2 separate regions of the Mus musculus genome follow, and region 1 is linked to region 2. The links are chromatin loops, found by intact Hi-C in ENCODE. Cell type or tissue: left cerebral cortex. All regions are shown on one strand.

What was found. A loop is a pair of places that touch in the nucleus more often than their neighbours do. Peaks named below come from ENCODE experiments on the same cell type or tissue, not always from the same donor. Only the 100,000 strongest peaks of a DNase experiment are listed, where the experiment ranks them.
Region 1: a loop joins it to region 2, with 5 times the contacts of the local background. A loop is called at or near these places in 2 of 42 quality-filtered maps.

What each region holds. Positions count from the first base shown.
Region 1 is chr3:7,527,975-7,532,974 of GRCm38, forward strand. It overlaps Zc2hc1a (zinc finger, C2HC-type containing 1A), which reads left to right. Exons shown (of 9, transcript NM_173181.3): 6 at 56-155; 7 at 611-710. Among named protein-coding and RNA genes, the nearest start is that of Zc2hc1a, 27 kb to the left of the region's middle. In left cerebral cortex, no CTCF peak of the experiment used is centred here; a DNase peak (open chromatin) is centred at 1,965.
Region 2 is chr3:8,542,934-8,547,933 of GRCm38, forward strand. It overlaps Stmn2 (stathmin-like 2), which reads left to right. Exons shown (of 5, transcript NM_025285.2): 3 at 2,640-2,812. Among named protein-coding and RNA genes, the nearest start is that of Stmn2, 36 kb to the left of the region's middle. In left cerebral cortex, no CTCF peak of the experiment used is centred here; a DNase peak (open chromatin) is centred at 2,364.

The DNA.
Region 1 (5,000 bases), 1.0 Mb before region 2:
ATCCCTTAATATCAAAATGATGTTCAATTTTATTTTTTAATTTTCATTATTTTAGTATAAGCCGTCTCCGCTTAAAAAATCAAATCCTCCTGGAATTCCATCATCAGGATCCTCCCGACTGCCACAGCCAAGTACTACTAGCAAAACAATTGTAGGTAATGAGATTCCATGTGACCAACTAACCAGACAAGCAAAGGAAACCATGTTAGTTGAGAAGGATATGCCAAATGTGGTTTTTTTAGATTATTAAAAAAGTTATACATAAGAAATTTAGCTTAGTAGTTATTTCTGGGTAAAATAGAAGTAACTTTGAATAGCATCTACAGCCAAGGTCCTTTCTTTATTACTTGAAGGCCACAATGCTTTCACACATTTTTTGTATGTGTACTTGAAACTGTCCAATAAGACAGGTACTAACAGTTTAAAGAGGAAACCACTAAAGTGAGATGTTATAAAAGGTGAGAACTGGATGCATCCCTTACTAATAGTTTTAAATTCTCTATTTTATAACTATAGGTACTAAGGAACTATTTTCCTTGTTAGAGACTCTGTTTTATATGAATTTTCTTTCATAATATTGTTTAAAATACTGTTGCCTTTTTATTATAAGGTGTGCCCACGGGTAAAGCATCTTCAGTTAACAGTCCTTTGGGAAACAAACCTCAGACCTTATCTCCTTCTCATAGAGCGATAGCAGCCCCCCAGGCAGGGTAAGTCGGTCCTGCAGCGCTCAGTGCTGTGCGCACTGCAGTGCTTTGTGTCTGTCCTTGCTCTGCCTCGCTAGCTTGTTTCTTCTGGAAGATTGCTGCTGAAGAGACATTAACTGACACTTAAAATCCTAGCAAAACTGTTTCAGAAAAGTATAGTTGCTCTTCATCAAGATCCTAATGTGTTTGTGTGTGTGTGTGTGTATGTGTTTGTGTGTATGTGTTTGTGTTTGTGTGTGTGTGGTGTGTGTGTGGTGTGTGTGTGTTTGTGTGTGTGTGTTTGTGTGGTGTGGTGTGTTTGTGTGTGTGTGTGTGTGTGTGCTTGTGTGGTGTGTGTGTGTGTTTGTGTGGTATGTGTATGTGTGTGTGTGAACAGTTTTATTTTGGTGTACTTAATTAAGTCTTTTGTAGTCATAGAGGAACTCAGATATGCAGTTAAAGGTATGTAACTTTTAGGAAAAGTTGGGTGCTGAGTGAGATCTCCTTGACTAGAAAATAGTCAAATATTTTTATTCTAATGCATAAAAATTACTAAATGTATAGTTTTGATGGAATAATGTACATAGAGGTGTATATAAAGTTATTTAGAATCATAAAAATAAATGTTTTTATAATGATTTTGCTATGAGAAAAATTTCTGTAGTATGCCTGTATTGTCTGAAGTAAACTAAAATTATGTTATATTCTGTGTAGACAGCATATATGGAATTTTCAGTAAATTATTATTTACTAATCATTGTAGTTTTCCTATGCTGTATTCTATATAGATGGCTTTTAGTGAAATAGCTTCTACTTTCAACAATCCATTATAATGTTGGAAAACTTGATAAAATTAGCCATTTTATTATCTAAACACTTATTTTCAGAGATTTACTTTCCTCTGTTAATAAATTACAAAATTACAAAGACAATAAAGAAAACAAAAACAGAAGATTTTGTCTTTTCTTAGATATGCAGTTGGTTAAGGAAACATAACACATAATTTTCAAGAATACTTTATCTTTGACTCATAGTCACTTACTTTCATGAAGAAAATTTACAGAGGAATATTTGTCAGTTGTGGTTAGCCTTTTGTCCCCACTCAATTCAGACAGCATAGGAAATCCAAGATATACAAAGACTTGGACTCTGGGGAGAGGCCTCTTTGGAGAACACATTTGGCATGTAAGCATGACTACCTGTGCTCAAATCCCCAGGACCCATGTGACATCAGGCATGATAGTGCAGGAACTGAATGCTAGCCTTCTGCTGGGGCTGTGGGAGGCAGAACAGCAGAATCTCTGGAAACTCACAGACCTGCTAGCCTCATCTAATAGCAGCAAGCAAGAGACCAGTGCCAACAAAAAGGTAGAGATGAGGGCTGATTCCTCACACTGTTCTCTTCCCGTCACATGTGCCCCATGGCACATATGCACCTGCATTCAGACACACCAATATGTGTACACATACACACACATATCACAAATCTGTATACACACACAAAGTTTAATGGGATGACTATGTCGGTCAGTGGTGGGATAATTGCGTGGCATGTTCAAGGCCTTAGGGTCAGTCCTCAGGATCAGCAAAAGAAACAAATGAGCAAGACCACAGAACAGAAAGAATAAAAAACTAACAGAATACTGACAAAGTACCAGGAGTTACCTGCCTTTCCTTACTTATCTTCTGGTGGTTAACAAAAACAGTACTCATTTCTTTTTTTCTTTCCTACTGGTCAACTCACTATGTAGTATTGCATAGGCACAACAGCTAACTCAAAACCTTTTTACCATAACAAAGAGAATTGTTTTTAGTTAGGATATAGTCCTTTTAGTGTTTTAGGTATTGCTAATCATAAATTAGAAGCAGTATTTTTTAATACTTGTTTTTACTGATGGTTTTCTCTTTGGTTGGAGTAAGTGGTATGACAAACTTTAAGTAAACTGTGCACAGAAAGCTGGCTGATAGGATTTTTCAAAAAAGAATTTTGGGACTGGGTAGATGGCTCAGTAATTAACGTACTTGCTGTACAAGCACAAGGTTGAGGGTTCTGGGACCTAGAAGCCTTGCAACACTGAGTGGACATAGCAGTCTGCCTGTGTCTCCAGCCCTGAAAGGTATTGTCTGAGTCACCTGATTCAACTGGCTAGCAAGATGAGCTTTACCAACTAACTCAGGGTTTGATTGAGAGACCTGATTCAGTGAATAAAGAACAAGGATGATTCCTGATACCAACTTCCTACATGCAGGTCACACATCCAAAAAACAAAAAAAAAAAAACACCATCAAAACAAAAACCACATGCATATCTATGCAAACACCACACCCACGAGACAGAGCAAGCACAGGGGTGAGTGGAAACACACCTATTATGGAGGTAGACAGTGGGGCACTTGTGTTCTACTGTGCCACTAAGTAAGTGTGCAACCTTGAGTATGTCTCTCTGAAGACACTTGGTGACTGTGTTTATAAAGACTTTCATAACTAATTTAAGAAGCCTGATCAAAAACCTGACTTATATGATCCCAAAGAGAAAATATGTTTTACTAACAGGCAAAGATTTTGAACATTTGCTTTTCCAAGTATTCCATGAAATTTAACACTTAGGATGCCCCATAACATACTAAATTGGCAGTCATATATGTTCAGATTCCAATTGTCTATATAGAAGGCCCTTCTCCTTGAACCAGAGTCATTGTTTGCTTCTAGTCAATATATTTTCTGTATCACAGTATTGATTGGAGATTACTATTCTCCTGTTACGAGAAGCAGTCAACAGCTATCTACAGAGTGCCAGCTACCATTTCTGTATTAGAGTCTTTAGAGCAGCGATTCATTTTATTGTTGTCTTTAAGTGTAAACACCATGGTGATCTAATTGAAGGAAAAAAAGAATCCCTACCTAAAGGTCTAGTGTTTTTATGGAATGATGGCAAAACTAATTAATCAGTAAGTTAAAAATTTCATCTATAAACCAGACTCATAGAAAAGTGGTTCTGTAAAAGACTTTCTTAAAGTTTGCCTGACAGTGATGTTTTTCAGTTATGCATTGACTTATATTGAGGTATTTGGTTAGTTGTAACATTGAAGGGACTGAAAATCATCTGAGCTTGATAAATGTTAGCACTTCATGATCCTACAGCTGTTTCAAGCATTGTTTATAGCATTTAGCATCGTTCACTTTACTCATGTATTCTAGTCTTATGCATCATATATTGGTATCATCACATTTTAATGTTTGTACTTGGAAAAAGTCTTACATTTGATAATTAAGTTCTAGATAACCTGTGGTTATTTCTATAGTTTTTTTTAAAAACAACATATTCAAATAGATTTTTCATCCTAATTCTAAAATTTAGTTTTATTTAGCCGGGAAATTTTCAGAAATATGATGCAACACTGAGTTATTAAATTCCGTGGCATCTGAATAAGATCACAAACTGACACAGCTGTGTTCTTGCAAGCACTGCTTACTAAAATGTTTGTAATTTTAAATATATACCAAACGTATCCTTTCCAATAGCTGAATTACTGTCTTCAGTAATTTACTTCTGTTACTGTAAAAACATAAACCTGTCTATATTTGATCATAGTAGATGAGGTAAAAAGTAGAGCTGCAGGGTACATACATGTAAAGAACATTTCTGAGTGCCGGGGACATGTGTATGGTAATGTGTGCGTGTGTGTGCAGGCCTGGGTCAGCATTGACTGTCTTTATCTCCACATATTTTCAGCCAGGATTTATCATTGGATCGCTAGTTCATCAATTCTGCTAGCATGGCTAGCCAGAGCTGAGACTCTCCTGGCATCCCTGGTATCAATGCACGGGATGATACAGGATGATGCTCAGTCTTGTACATGGTTTCTGGGGATGCAAACTCGCTTTCTCCTCTTTCCCGTGCAGCACTTTTCTGACTGAGCCACCATCCCCCCAACCCTGGAGAACATCTTCTAATAAAAAATTGAATTTGATTATCAATATGTTATGGTTTTAAATTAGTAAGAAATGTCACTAGATTTTGTATGATAGGAACATGTTCCTTTAATTTTTTCTTTGACATCTATTCATTTTGTATGTGGATGTGTATGCCAAGGCATACAGGTGGAAATCATGGAGCAGCTTTTGGGCAATAGGTGCTCTTTTTCTCTCCATGTGCGTCCTGGGGTTTGAACTCAGGTCGTCGGGGTTAGCTGAAAGCAGCTTTACCTGCTGAGCACCTCACCAACCCTAAACCCTTTTTCTTTTGTAGAATAATATTCTGGCATATGAACCTAGCATTTTTAAATGATTGAAGCTATTGGGTTAGGGTGTTTT
Region 2 (5,000 bases):
TTTACTCTCTCCTCCTAGGGATGTTGGGGAGAGAATAACACATGTCTTAGCCTGATGCCTAAGAGGTACCCAGTTATGGCTCTGTCTTTATCAACACTATTAGTATCAACCTCATCTAAGTCAGCCAATGTAATCAAAAGAGAGCCACTAACTGTACCAACTGTACCTGAGGCATTTGGATGCATGATAGGCTCACAGTTATTCTGCCTTCCCACATGTGTAAAGATCCTGTAAAAGATGGCAAAGAGCAAGCTCTCAGCCTTCCATGTCTTAATGCCTGCTTCAGAACTTAGAGCTACTCTTCCTCCAGCTCTGTTCATATGACACAAGCATTACAAGGGCTGATTATCTTTTCAGGAGCACTTAGTTAGCTCTGTGTACAGTTAAGCAATCTGCCTGCAACCAAACTTCCACCGGAGTGCACACAGCATGCCCACTTCCTGGAAGTTCACTGAGCTAACAAGTCAACTCTCTGTCAGATTATGCTATTAGTAGGAATCTGGCTGTTTCTTAAGAGACTCTAAAATCTGTGCTGTCACTGAGACCCACTGATGAATTCAGCATGGTCCTTGCCTTCCTGGGACTCAGAGCTCGGTAGATGAGTCTTAAAACACAAATGATTTCCAAGGAGAACCCTAAATGCCTGGGACGCAAGGGATAGGAAGGCTTCTGATGCTTTGGGACTAGGCAGAAAAGCACATCTGTGGGAGCTGTTTGAAGCTGAAGAGGCAACTCCACATCACGGCCGGCACTTCGAAAAACTCAGTAGAGACACTCAGATTTCGAACGTGTTCACTTGGCCTTGTATTTCTATCTGGATAGTAATTATCTGAGCAATGTACAGACAATGGGAAGGACTCTTTCCAGAGCTCAAATAAAAAATCACCATGTATTAGAGTAAGAGATTCGGCCATGAGTGTTTGGGAATCTCCTGGGGATCTTGGAACCACCCTGGACGGTACCAGGAGACATCCACACTTGAAATATTAGTAACATGTAGCAGTATCTTAATCCTAAGAAGTTTTTGGTTGCAAAAAAAGACCAGAGGGCATGAGGGTCACACCAAAGCACTCAGTGATAACTGAAGACTGACCAATGAAGTTTTAAAGAAATCAGTACCTTTTCCTACATATGAGCTATGAAGTTATAAATGTCCTCCAAGTTACTACCTATCTATCACTTTTTATTTTATAAATTATTTTAGATTATAAATGATAGCACAGGATTAAAACACGAAAGTCTGACAATCAACTTATTAATCATACAATGTATGATTAAACTGTGAAGGTCTGGTGATCTCCTTATGGTCAGTAGATGATAAACATAAGCCAATGATAAACATAGCTAGTGATTTTCTGTTTATTGTTTAATTGACAATTAAAATTGAATGTGTCTACAGTATGCATGTTTTGAAATACAATATACATTGATAATGGCTAAATCAAGTTATCTAACACATGCTTATTTCATGTGTTATCATGTATTTGTGGCAAGAATCCAATCAGAGAAAGTAGATTAAAAATGTGTAGACTGCTGATGAAATGGAGTTTTCATTTACATTAAAAAAGTGTCATTTGCAAGAATTGATGGAACTGAAGATCACTTATTAGCATGGTAAATCAGATTCAAAGAGACACATGTCTCATCTCCTTTCACATGGTTATATATATATATATATATATATATATATATATATATATATATATATATTTATACATACACACATGATGTGAATATAGGAGGAGGAACAACGTTTGGGAAGAAGGAGACTAGGAGGAAGGAGGTAGAGAAAGTCAAAGGAGGGAAATGGAGTGTGAACACAAACAAAGCACTAGATAGGAAAGTTGGAAAATTTCATAACCACATCCAACATTTTGTACAATGAGCACATTCTAATAATTTTTAAACATAAACATAACACAATATATCATCACTATAAATCACATTGAACTGGTTGGATGTTTTGTCAGCTTGACACAATCCACAGTCACTTGGGAAGAAGGAGCCTCGGTTGGAGATTGACCCCACCACACGGGCATGTGCACGTGTCTATGGGCATTCTCCTGACTGATGTGGGAGGGTCCAGCCAACGGTAGGTGGTGCTACCCTTAATCTTGGATTGTATGTGAAAGCAAGCTGGGCAAAGCACAGAAAGGAGGCCGGGAAGCAACGTGCCTCCATGGGCTCTGCTTCACTCTCAGCCTCCAGGTTTCTGCTGAAGTCTGAGCCCTGGCTTCCCTCAGTGGTGGATTGTGTCGTGGAAGTGTAAGCCAAATGCACCCTTTCCTCCCAAGTTGGTTTTTGTCATGGTGTTTTGTCACAGTGACAGAAAGCGAACTAGAAGACTCATGAACGTATTTTAATTGCCTAGATGAAATTTTGTACTATCTAGCCAGCATCTGCGCAGACTCCATCAGACTTGGCAGACATTTTACACTCTGCTCTATGAGGACAGGAATTCTGTCTTTCTGTTTCTGACTTTCTCTCACTACAATGCACTCCAGGTTTATCTACATAGCTGCAAATGACAATTTCCTAAATTTATGATCAAAAGCATTTATGCAGATGCTGCACTCCATGACATTAAAGCAGTTGCATGATTCAGCTGCCGACTTAACACTCTGCTGTTCCTTCCACAGACATGGAGGTGAAGCAGATCAACAAGCGGGCCTCTGGCCAGGCTTTTGAGCTGATCTTGAAGCCACCATCTCCCATCTCAGAAGCTCCACGAACTCTAGCTTCTCCAAAGAAGAAAGACCTGTCTCTGGAGGAGATTCAGAAAAAGCTGGAGGCTGCAGAGGAGCGAAGAAAGGTAACTTTCTCCAGGGGGGTTGTCGTCATCGTAGTTCTTGTTGTTGTTCTTGTTCTTATTTTGTTTGGCCTGGTTTGGCTGGTCTGGCCTGGTCTCGTCTGGTCTGGATTGGTTTGGTTTGGTTTGGTTTAATTTGGTTTGGTTTGGCTTCTTTTGTTTTCTTGAGACAGGGTTCCTCTATGTAGTATAGGCTGTCCTGGAACTTGCTCTGTAGACCAGGTGGCCTCAAAGTCACAGGTTTTTAAAGTCTCTCTTTTCTTCCTCCCCTCTGCTCCCTTCCTTTCTTTTTCACAGATACACACACACACACACACACACACACACACGGGGGAGGGGGGGGAGAAAGAGAGAGAGAGGTTCAATCAGAGATTCCAAGAGACAATGGTACCTGAGTGAGCCTGCACGATCTGAACACCTTCAATTCTCTACAGTAGGATACTAAAAGACTATGGACATTAAGACTGGAGGGCAGAGGTTGGAAAGCCCAGTAAAGAGCACTTCCCAAGTTCCATTCCAAGCATCCATTTCAAGGGACTCTCACCTCTGGCTTCCACAGGAAGCTACACTCCCAAGTGCACAGACCACTCTCAAGTGCACATACACTCCCAAGTGCACATTCCACTCCTGATCCCCACCCCCACCACACACACATACAATTAAAAATAAATATTTTGAAAAATATGAGAGCAGTAAGATATGCTGGCAAATCTGTGAATTAAAGATGTTCTGTCTAGATGTACCTGCTCCAATGGGCTGTATTTTCCTGTCAGGCATCTTTGATATAAAGCATCTTTGAACTGTATTTTCCATTTGCTTTATCATGATGTATTTTAGACTCATGAGGTCACTATGGATATCCTGCACATACACACAGTTCAATTATGTAAATTATATAAATTATATCATTTTATCATGTGAATTATATAAATATAAATTATATTTATTACATGAATGAAACTCTTAATGTTGTCTACAAAAAATCTATCAATATATTAAACACTATAATCTATTAATATTGTTATAAATTCAGATTTAAGATGGAGAAAGTAAGCTATTAACCCAGGCAATAACTTAACTTTTTCATTGCTTCTTGTGGTATTACTTACAGACATAATCAACTATCTTGTCTAAAGCCCTGCAGTGCCTATTGCACCCTGGGCAATTTAAGTTCTTACTCACTAGGCAGAGGCACCTTCTATATAATGGGCACAGCACAGCCCTGGAAGCTCTACACAAGGAGCACACACACACACACACACACACACACACACACACACACAGAGAGAGAGAGAGAGAGAGAGAGAGAGAGAGAGAGAGAGAGAGAGAGGAGAGAGAGAGCGCTTAAAATATAAAATCAGTGTCTGGCCCAAAATTAAAATTCAGAAAGCAGAGTTCAGCTTCAAGGATTAGTACACTGATGGCGTTTCCAGCTACTGTACCTAATTAACAGAAAATGGCCAAAGAAAAAAGAACACAGAGATAATAAAAATTAACTGGGTGTTAATTTATAAAACTTATAAAAGTCCCTGAGGCAAGTAATTAATAGTTCTTGTAAAACTCCTACATCCTGACAGCAGTAAACTATTAACAATTATTTAAACAATTAAATCAAACTAGAAATTGACTGTGTAGCTAATGGACACTGACCAAAAGAATCAGCCAATATTTTGATACTCAGAAAAAAATATTTTGGAACCTTTTTTAAATGGTGTATCTCATTAAATTTATTGTGCAATTTGGAAATTTTTCAGTGGAGAAATCACCTTGTGAATTATGTTCTGGTAGTAGAGTTTTAATTAGGAGAAAGGACATCTAATTAAGAGAAAGTACTAACTTAAACATTCAGCCATTGATTTTGTTTTTCTATTGGATTGTACTGACTTAATTAGCACTCGTGTGAAAAACTGTCCATTCTCCTTAAACAGTCTTCAGCAAGTGACGTATCCCAGAGACTGTCCGGCAAGGACATGCAGGTCACCGTCATCCAGCTGCTCAGACTGCTCTAAGTATACAACGTGGCTTACCCCTCTGGTGACTTTCAGTCCGTACGGCCCCTCTGTGGCCAGTAGCCACTCAAGTGAGCAGCCCCATGGGCTAGTAGGTCAAACAACTTCTATAAGGAATGGAAAACTTAACATCTGCTTTTTTAATTGATTCCAAGTAATTACTGAGCTTCAACATTTTGAAA